Regions from separate parts of the Homo sapiens genome. Here region 1 is linked to region 2. A link is a contact called in ENCODE Hi-C or POLR2A ChIA-PET data. All regions are on one chromosome and are shown on one strand. The core of a region is the stretch at or near the end of the contact, and the rest is flanking DNA. Distances in the headings are between cores, read along the strand shown. Region 1 has its middle 15 kb from the start of OCIAD1. Region 2 holds the start of OCIAD2 (OCIA domain containing 2).

What was found. A loop is a pair of places that touch in the nucleus more often than their neighbours do. ChIA-PET counts read pairs that join two places held with the same protein, here RNA polymerase II (POLR2A). Pooled maps may share reads with other maps.
Region 1: a pooled map shows a loop between it and region 2 (2.4-fold over the local background). The contact joins the enhancer-like site here to the promoter of OCIAD2 in region 2. A Hi-C loop is called at or near these places in 2 of 168 maps with a recorded cell type or tissue (CD4-positive, alpha-beta T cell and aorta) and 4 of 50 pooled maps. POLR2A ChIA-PET finds 5 or more read pairs at or near these places in 5 of 52 experiments (CD4-positive, alpha-beta T cell, H1, OCI-LY7 and 1 more).

The regions. Positions count from the first base shown.
Region 1 is chr4:48,813,818-48,817,515 of GRCh38, forward strand. It overlaps a transcript of OCIAD1 not described here. Among named protein-coding and RNA genes, the nearest start is that of OCIAD1, 15 kb to the right of the region's middle. Within about 2 kb of position 1,899, at least 2 of the 41 ENCODE cell types and tissues checked have a DNase peak (open chromatin) inside an H3K27ac peak, as active enhancers do; they include OCI-LY7, where a contact is called at or near this core.
Region 2 is chr4:48,905,467-48,908,935 of GRCh38, forward strand. OCIAD2 (OCIA domain containing 2) reads right to left here and starts at 1,308. Exons shown (of 7, transcript NM_001014446.3): 1 at 1,192-1,308. RefSeq lists a silencer at 986-1,245 and an enhancer at 1,536-1,615.

The DNA of each region.
Region 1 (3,698 bases), core at 649-3,148, 91 kb before region 2:
TTTTCTTAAGAGGAGCTCGTGAATAACTATTTAAATGTTACAGTTGGCTTGAATTTTAAACATTTGGTGAGAGTTGTAAAAATATATGTTTTAAACTTTCAGAGAATAAAAATTTAAGACCCACTTTCTTAGAAGTTACTATTAATAAATAAATAATTTTGTAGTTCTAATCTCATTAAAAAAATTTTTTAAGACTGAGATTGATGTGTAGGACCCAGCTGCAAAATTCAAACCAGCTACATGCAGCTGCACTCTGGTTCCCCTAATTCATCTAACAGCTCTTAGTGTGTTCTATAAGTGGCAATAGAAAAGGCACAGCAGATGTGCAAGATGGCTCCTGAAATCTAAAGAGGGACAGATGGTTCTCGGTTTGATTGACAGCATGAGGAGCACTGTAGAAAGGGTCACCTCCTGTGGAGGGGTTTTTTTTTTTTTTTTAATCCTTGCCTCTGCCTGAAAATGAAACTGTCCAAGAAAGAAAAGCAGAGTATGGCTATTCAGAAAGCCTTTTTTTTTTTTTTTCAAATATTTGTTATAGTGAAATTATAAAGTCACCTAGACGTGGAAAAAACTCTCCTCTAACTTTTGACTGAGAGCTGACTCTTCATATTTATAACAAAGTAGACAGATTGGTGTTTGAATGCAATACTCAGAATATTGGAGATAGAGCTGGAATTAAGGCAAAAACAAAAATAACATAATTTACACAACAGCATCGATTAGAGCTGGAATAATGATCACTGGAAGCCCTATTTTCCCCTTAAAAATAAACTTTTTGTTTTAAATTTTAATTACAAAGTTAGACAAATTATTTGCAATAGTTTACCGGGAATGGTTCTAAATTAACAATATAGGCTATATCACTTTTATGCTTACCTCTCTCTCTCTCTTTTCCAAACTCCTTTCTAGTACTTTAAATCTTCAAGAAAAACAAAAAAGAACTCACATTTTCTGCATGCAAACCAAGTCCTGGATGCTGTGTTAGGTACTTTATAACTTTATATGATTTAGTATCTCAGAGGTATTAATAGATTCTTCTTAGGTTCATATTCATACTGACACATGGGCTCCATGATTTTATTGATGCTTCTCTTCATCTTCTGCTGAAAAAAGGAAAACAAGAACAAAATATGCCTCAAAATAATAGTCTATATATTAAGATACATTCTGGGAGTCCAGGATTTGTGAAGTCCTCTTAAACCATTTCTAGAAGAGGCTGGGTGCAGTGGCTCACGCCTGTAATCTCAGCACTTTGGGAGGCTGAGGTGGGCAGATCATGAGGTCAGGAGTTCGAGACCAGTCTGGCCAACATAGTGAAACCCCATCTCTACTAAAAATACAAAAAATTACCCGGATGTGGTGGTGTGCACCTGTAATCCCAGCTAGTCAGGAGACTGAGGCAGGAGAATTGCTTGAAACCAGAAGGCGGAGGTTGCAGTGATCTGAGGTCGCGCCACACTCCAGCCCGGGGAACAGTGTGAGACTCCATCTCAAAAAAAAGAAAAGAATAAATTATTTCTAGAAGAAATTCACACAGTGGCAGATGCAAGATTTCTCTCTAGACAAGACTCAGGATTGACAATGTATTTGCAAGAAATAGCTGGGAGGTAATTGTCTTGAAACTTCATTTGCATGAAACTATGCTTTTTTGGAATGACCTGCAAAACCTGCCAGGGAATTTACATTTCTTGGTAAGCCTGCTTTTTGGAGGATCTTTAAGAAGTGCTGCAGTTTGATAAAAGTCTGAAAACTACAGTAGATCTGACATATGAACAAATATTTACTTCTGTGACTCATGAACTGAACTAGATTCTGATAATGTAGACAGGGCTATCTCAGTTCTTGTAAAATTCTCAAATCTCTACTCCACTGGCTTGGAGGAAATCAAACTGTTGAACTAGACAGCAGCTCAGAAACCCCAGGGTCGCAAATGACTTTCCCTTTCACTTCCCATCGCCTCTGTTTTAATGACAACAAAGCTTTTTGTGGCCAAGGCATAAATTCATTGAATATGAAATATTTACATTCCACCATCTAGTCAACATCATATTCTTTCAGCTCTCCCACATAGGTAATCCCGCACATACCTGTTCTTTGGCATCATACTGACTACTAGATCTTTGATACTCTTAATTTTATCCCTATCTGATTGTTTTCTTTTCATCCCTACTTAGCTTCAATTCCATTGCCAATAATTTCAACCATTCTCTTGCCAATATCTTCAACTACTTTGTCTTTCTGTCACAAATGTATAAAGTGGCCTGTATTCTATAACTTTCATTACCTTCTTCCTGCTAGTCACACAGGATGGGTAAGCCCTTCTCCCATTTATGTCGACTTATCCACCTGTGCATTTCTCGCTCTCTCTCTGTTTAGACATTCTATGCCAATATGTCCCAATCTTTTTAATATCATGGCACACATAGAAAAACGCTAATCTTTGTGCAGTTCATTAGAATAAACTGGAGGCGATCAGGACATCTATATAGCGCTTAGTTGATATATGCTAATGGCAATTAAAAATACAAAATATAGTCAAGAGATTGAGACCATCCTGGCCAAAAAATTAGCTGGGCATGGTGGCACATGCCTGTAGTCCCAGCTACTCAGGAGGCCGAGGCAGGGGAATCGCTTGAACCTGGGAGGCGGAGGTTGCAGTGATCTGAGATCACGCCACTGCACTCCAGCCTGGCAACAGAGCAAGAGTCCGTCTAAAAGGAAAAAAAAAAAAAGGAAGATAATAAATACTGGCTTTTGTTGAATAAATATTGACTTTTATAAAACTTTGAAATAATATCTTTTAAAACTTGGGCTTGCTTCTCAAAATACAACTTCTTAACTGTTTATTATTAGGCTTAAATTTGAAACGGTGGCAGGGCACCGTGGCTCACGCCTGTAACCCCAGCACTTTGGGAGGCCAAGGCAGGAGGAACACCCGAGATCAGGAGTTTGAGACCAGCCTGACCAACATGGCGAAACCCTGTCTCTACTAAAAATACAAAAATTAGCTGGGCATGGTGGCACACACCTGTGATCCTGCTACTCGGGAGGCTGAGAGAAGAGAATCGCTTGAATCTGGGAGGTGGAGGTTGCAGTGAGTGGAGATTGGGCCACTGCACTCCAGCCTGGGTGACAGAGCGAGACTCCCTCCTCCCCAAAAAAAGGGGTGGGAGAGGGGCCAAGATGGCTGAATAGGAACAGCTCTGGCCTGCAGCTCCCAGCAAGACCAACGCAGAAGGTGGTTGATTTCTGCATTTCCAGCTGAGGCACCCAGTTCATCTCACTGGGACTGGTTAGGCAGTGGGTCCAACTCATGGAGAGTAAGCAGAAGCAGTGTGGGGCGTTGCTTCACCCGGGAAGTGTAAGGAGCCAGGAACCTCCCTCCCCTAGCCAAGGGAAGCCATGAGGGACTGTGCTACCCAGCTGGGTTACTACACTTTTTCCACGGTTTTTGCAATCTGCAGATCAGGAGATTCCTACCGGGGCCCTGGGTTTCAAGCACAAAACTGGGCGGCTGTTTGGGCAGACACTGAGCTAGCTGTAGAAGTATTTTTTCATACCCCCAGTGGCACCTGGGACTGTGCTACCCAGCCGGGTTACTACACTTTTTCCATGGTTTTTGCACTCTGCAGATCAGGAGATTCCCACCAGGCCCCTGGGTTTCAAGCACAAAACTGGGGGGCTGTTTGGGCAGACAC
Region 2 (3,469 bases), core at 58-2,557:
AGCTGATACAGAGGGGAGGGAATTTCTGAAGGAGGGAGTGAATCATCAACACCATCACATGGCTTAGAAAAGTGGACCCTGGATTTGGCAATGATGGACATAATCCAGGTGGACTTTGAGCCTCCTCCTGCCCCCAGTGGCCACTGCATTCTGCAGCCCTGAACTCTACCTCTACCTCTGCTTTTCTTCTGCAAAATGAACCTCTTATATACAATTCTGTTTCCTACATCAGTTACTAAACTTTGAGGCATTTGAGCCAAGGGGACCCGTACTCGCACCAAGTTTCATCACAGGTGTCTAATGTGATTACAGGGGCAGCACGGTGCCCTGCACGGGAAAGTACTGGGGTCAGAGAGACCAGAGTTCAAATCGTGACTCTTTACCCCTGCGATCCCTTTGGTGCAAATGACTTAATCCGTCTCTGCCTCAGCTTTCTCCACTGTTAATTGGGCATAATGGACACAACAATGGTGAGGGGCTCTTGCAGGAATGAAGACTAGGATGAGGATGAGGATGAGGGATACGTCCATAAAGCCCCTGCACACCTTCCATTTCCTGAGCACTCCCAGGAAGTCTTTGCTGACCACGCCAAATTAGATTATCTTTGCTTAGCCATTAGGCCGCTGCCCTATATTGGGAGGCAAATATACCTCTCAGCTTCGGTGGCCAGGTCCCCTGGCACCCACTTAGTCCTCAGTCTGCACCTAAAAGCAAGCCTTCCGAGGGTCTTGCCTTGCAGGTGTAGCTCCCACCCCCCACGCTGGGGTGGTCCGGGGACCCTCTGTTTCCTCAGTGGTGGGGAAGGGACCCGTGGGTTCGTGGGTGCTGACCGACGAATGTGCGGAGGAGGGCGCGCCCCAGCATGGGGGGCGGGGGTGCTTCTTAGGATGGCTTGGAGGGGGGCGCCTGCAGGGCTGGACGGCGGACGGGGGACACTGCACTTTCTGATGCGGTCGGGGAAGCCGGGAGTCAGCCTACTGGAGTCCGCTGCCATCCCTGGCCAGAAGCAGCCAGCGCCACCCCAAGCTCCCCAGCCCCTCGCCCGTGCCGGGGCCGCCGGGGTCCGAGTTAGGGGAGAGTGGGGGGCGGCCACCGCTGCACCGCGCGGCCTTCGAAGGACTGCCCTGCGGCGCCGCGTTCCCCCGAGGCCACCCCCTCCCGCCGTCAACACTCCCCGGGGCGGGGGCTCACCTGTGTGGTCTGGGTCGCCTCCGAGGCCGAGTCCCTCGTTGCCAAGCCCAGCAGGCCTCGCTCCCCCGTGACTGCACCGCCGGCCCGCTCCAGCTTCCCGAGTACCCCACCTGTCTCCCCGGCTTCCTTCCGGCCCTTTGTGTTTTCTTCTCTTGCTCCGCCCCCTCGCCTGCCCGCTAAGCACTTAAGCTGGTGAAGTCACCCTACTGCCACCTGGCAGTCACTTTCGCTGTTGGTGGCAACCCAGGCTGGAACCCAGCTCTTGCCGGAACCCCTGCCCCATCCTTGAGGCTTGTCCCGACACCGAGTAGGTTCTAGTTCCTTTGTGCCTTCCAAATGACTCCCTTCCTCCAGCAATCACAGCCGCAACAGCCATGTATTGCGCCCCCGCCCTAGGCCAGGCGTGGGCATCACCTTTGCACTCCTTTCTGCAGCCGTGTGTGGTGCCCACTGTGACCTGCACTTCACAGACGGGTCATCTGAGTTGTGCAGGCCACTAAGGGAGCCTGGAGTCAACCCCAGGCCTGCTTGGCTCCCAGGCCTTCTCTTTCCATTGCTCTTTGTCGGTCCCCTGCTGCCTCCTGTCCCTCCCCAACTCTGACTTGTGGAGGGAAGCCTTTGACATGTGGGGGTACCTTTAATACCGATATCACTTGTTACCGGAGAGGGGTCCCGATCCAGACCCCAAGCGAGGGTTCTTGGACTTCTCGCAAGAAAGAATTCGGGGTGAGTCCGTAGAGTGAGAGCAAGTTTATTAAGGAAGTATAGAAAACAGGCCGGGTGCGGTGGCTCACGCCCATAATCCCAACACTTTGGGAGGCAAAGGCAGGCAGATCACTTGAGCTCAGGAGTTCAGACCAGCCTGGCCAACATGGTGAAACACTCTCTCTACTAAAAATACGAAAAGTTAGCCAGGCATGGTGCTCTATGCCTGTAATCCCAGCTACTCGGGAGGCTGAGGCAGGAGAATCGCTTGAACTCCGGAGGCAGAGGTTGCAGTGAGCCGAGATTGCGCCACTGCACTCCAGCTTGGGCGACAGAGCCAGACTCTGTCTCAAAAAAAAAAAAAACAAAAAAAAAACAAAAAACAAGAAGAACAACAACAAAAAAGAATGGCTACTCCACTGGCAGAGCAGCTGTGTGGGCTGCTTAGCTAATTATACTGGTAGTTATTTCTTGATTCTATGCTAAACAAGGGGTGGATTATTCATGAATTTTCCAGGAAAAGGGTGGGCAATTCCCGGAACTGAGGGTTCCTTCACTTTTTAGACCATATAGGGTAACTTTCTGACGTTGCCATGGCACTTGTAAACTGTCATGGCCCTGGTGGGAGGGTCTTTTATCAGGCTAATGCATTAAAATTAGCATTTAATGAGTAATGAGGACGACCAGAGGTCACTTTCATGACCATCTTGATTTTGGTGGGTCTTGGCTGGCTTCTTTACTGAGTCCTGTTTCATCAGCAAAGTCTTTGTGACCTGTACCTTGTGCCAACCTTCTATCTCATCCTGTGACTAAGAATGCTGAACCACCTGGGAAGGCAGCCCAGTAGGTTTCAGCCTTATTTTACTCAGTCCCTATTCAAGATGGAGTGGCTCTTGTTCAAACACCTCTGGACACAGTTACCCCAGCCATGGCTGACAAAGTTTTCTGGGCTGAGCTGCCAGGACTGACTGAGTGTGTTGACTTGGAGAGAGGCTGTGGATCTCCACTGAAGGCCCTCTTCATTTCTCACCTTTTCCTATTGTGCGAATTGGTCCCTGTACCTGTGGCCGCTTCCTCCTCACGCCTCCCCGATCCACACCTCCAACTTGTTGTTTCTCAGATTCACACAGCTCTTTTCCACTGGAGGCCCTCCCCTGCCTGCAGCCTCTCCCGATTGGTCCTGTCCTGGCTTTTTCCTACTCCTTCTTTTTGACTGTTCCTCAGGAAAATCTTCCTTGACCCCAGCCTAAGGCAGGCCTTTCTTCTTTTTCATAGCACAGGACACTATTGTTTTCCTTCATAGCACTTATCACAACTCATTATGTACTTATTAGTGTGTTCATTTATATAAAGCATATTTTCCCTGCTGCAGAGTAATCTTCATGAGGTTCAGAACAAGATGGTGTCAGTTTTGTTCACCATTGTGTAGCATCTTGGATATAGAAGGGGCTCAATAAATATTTGTTGAATGAATGAATGAATGAATGAATGAATAAGTGAGCCTAGGTTCAATGACTGTCAAGATACTGTTGTTTTGGATGGTTCATTTCCCTAGTAGATCCTCCAGACCACA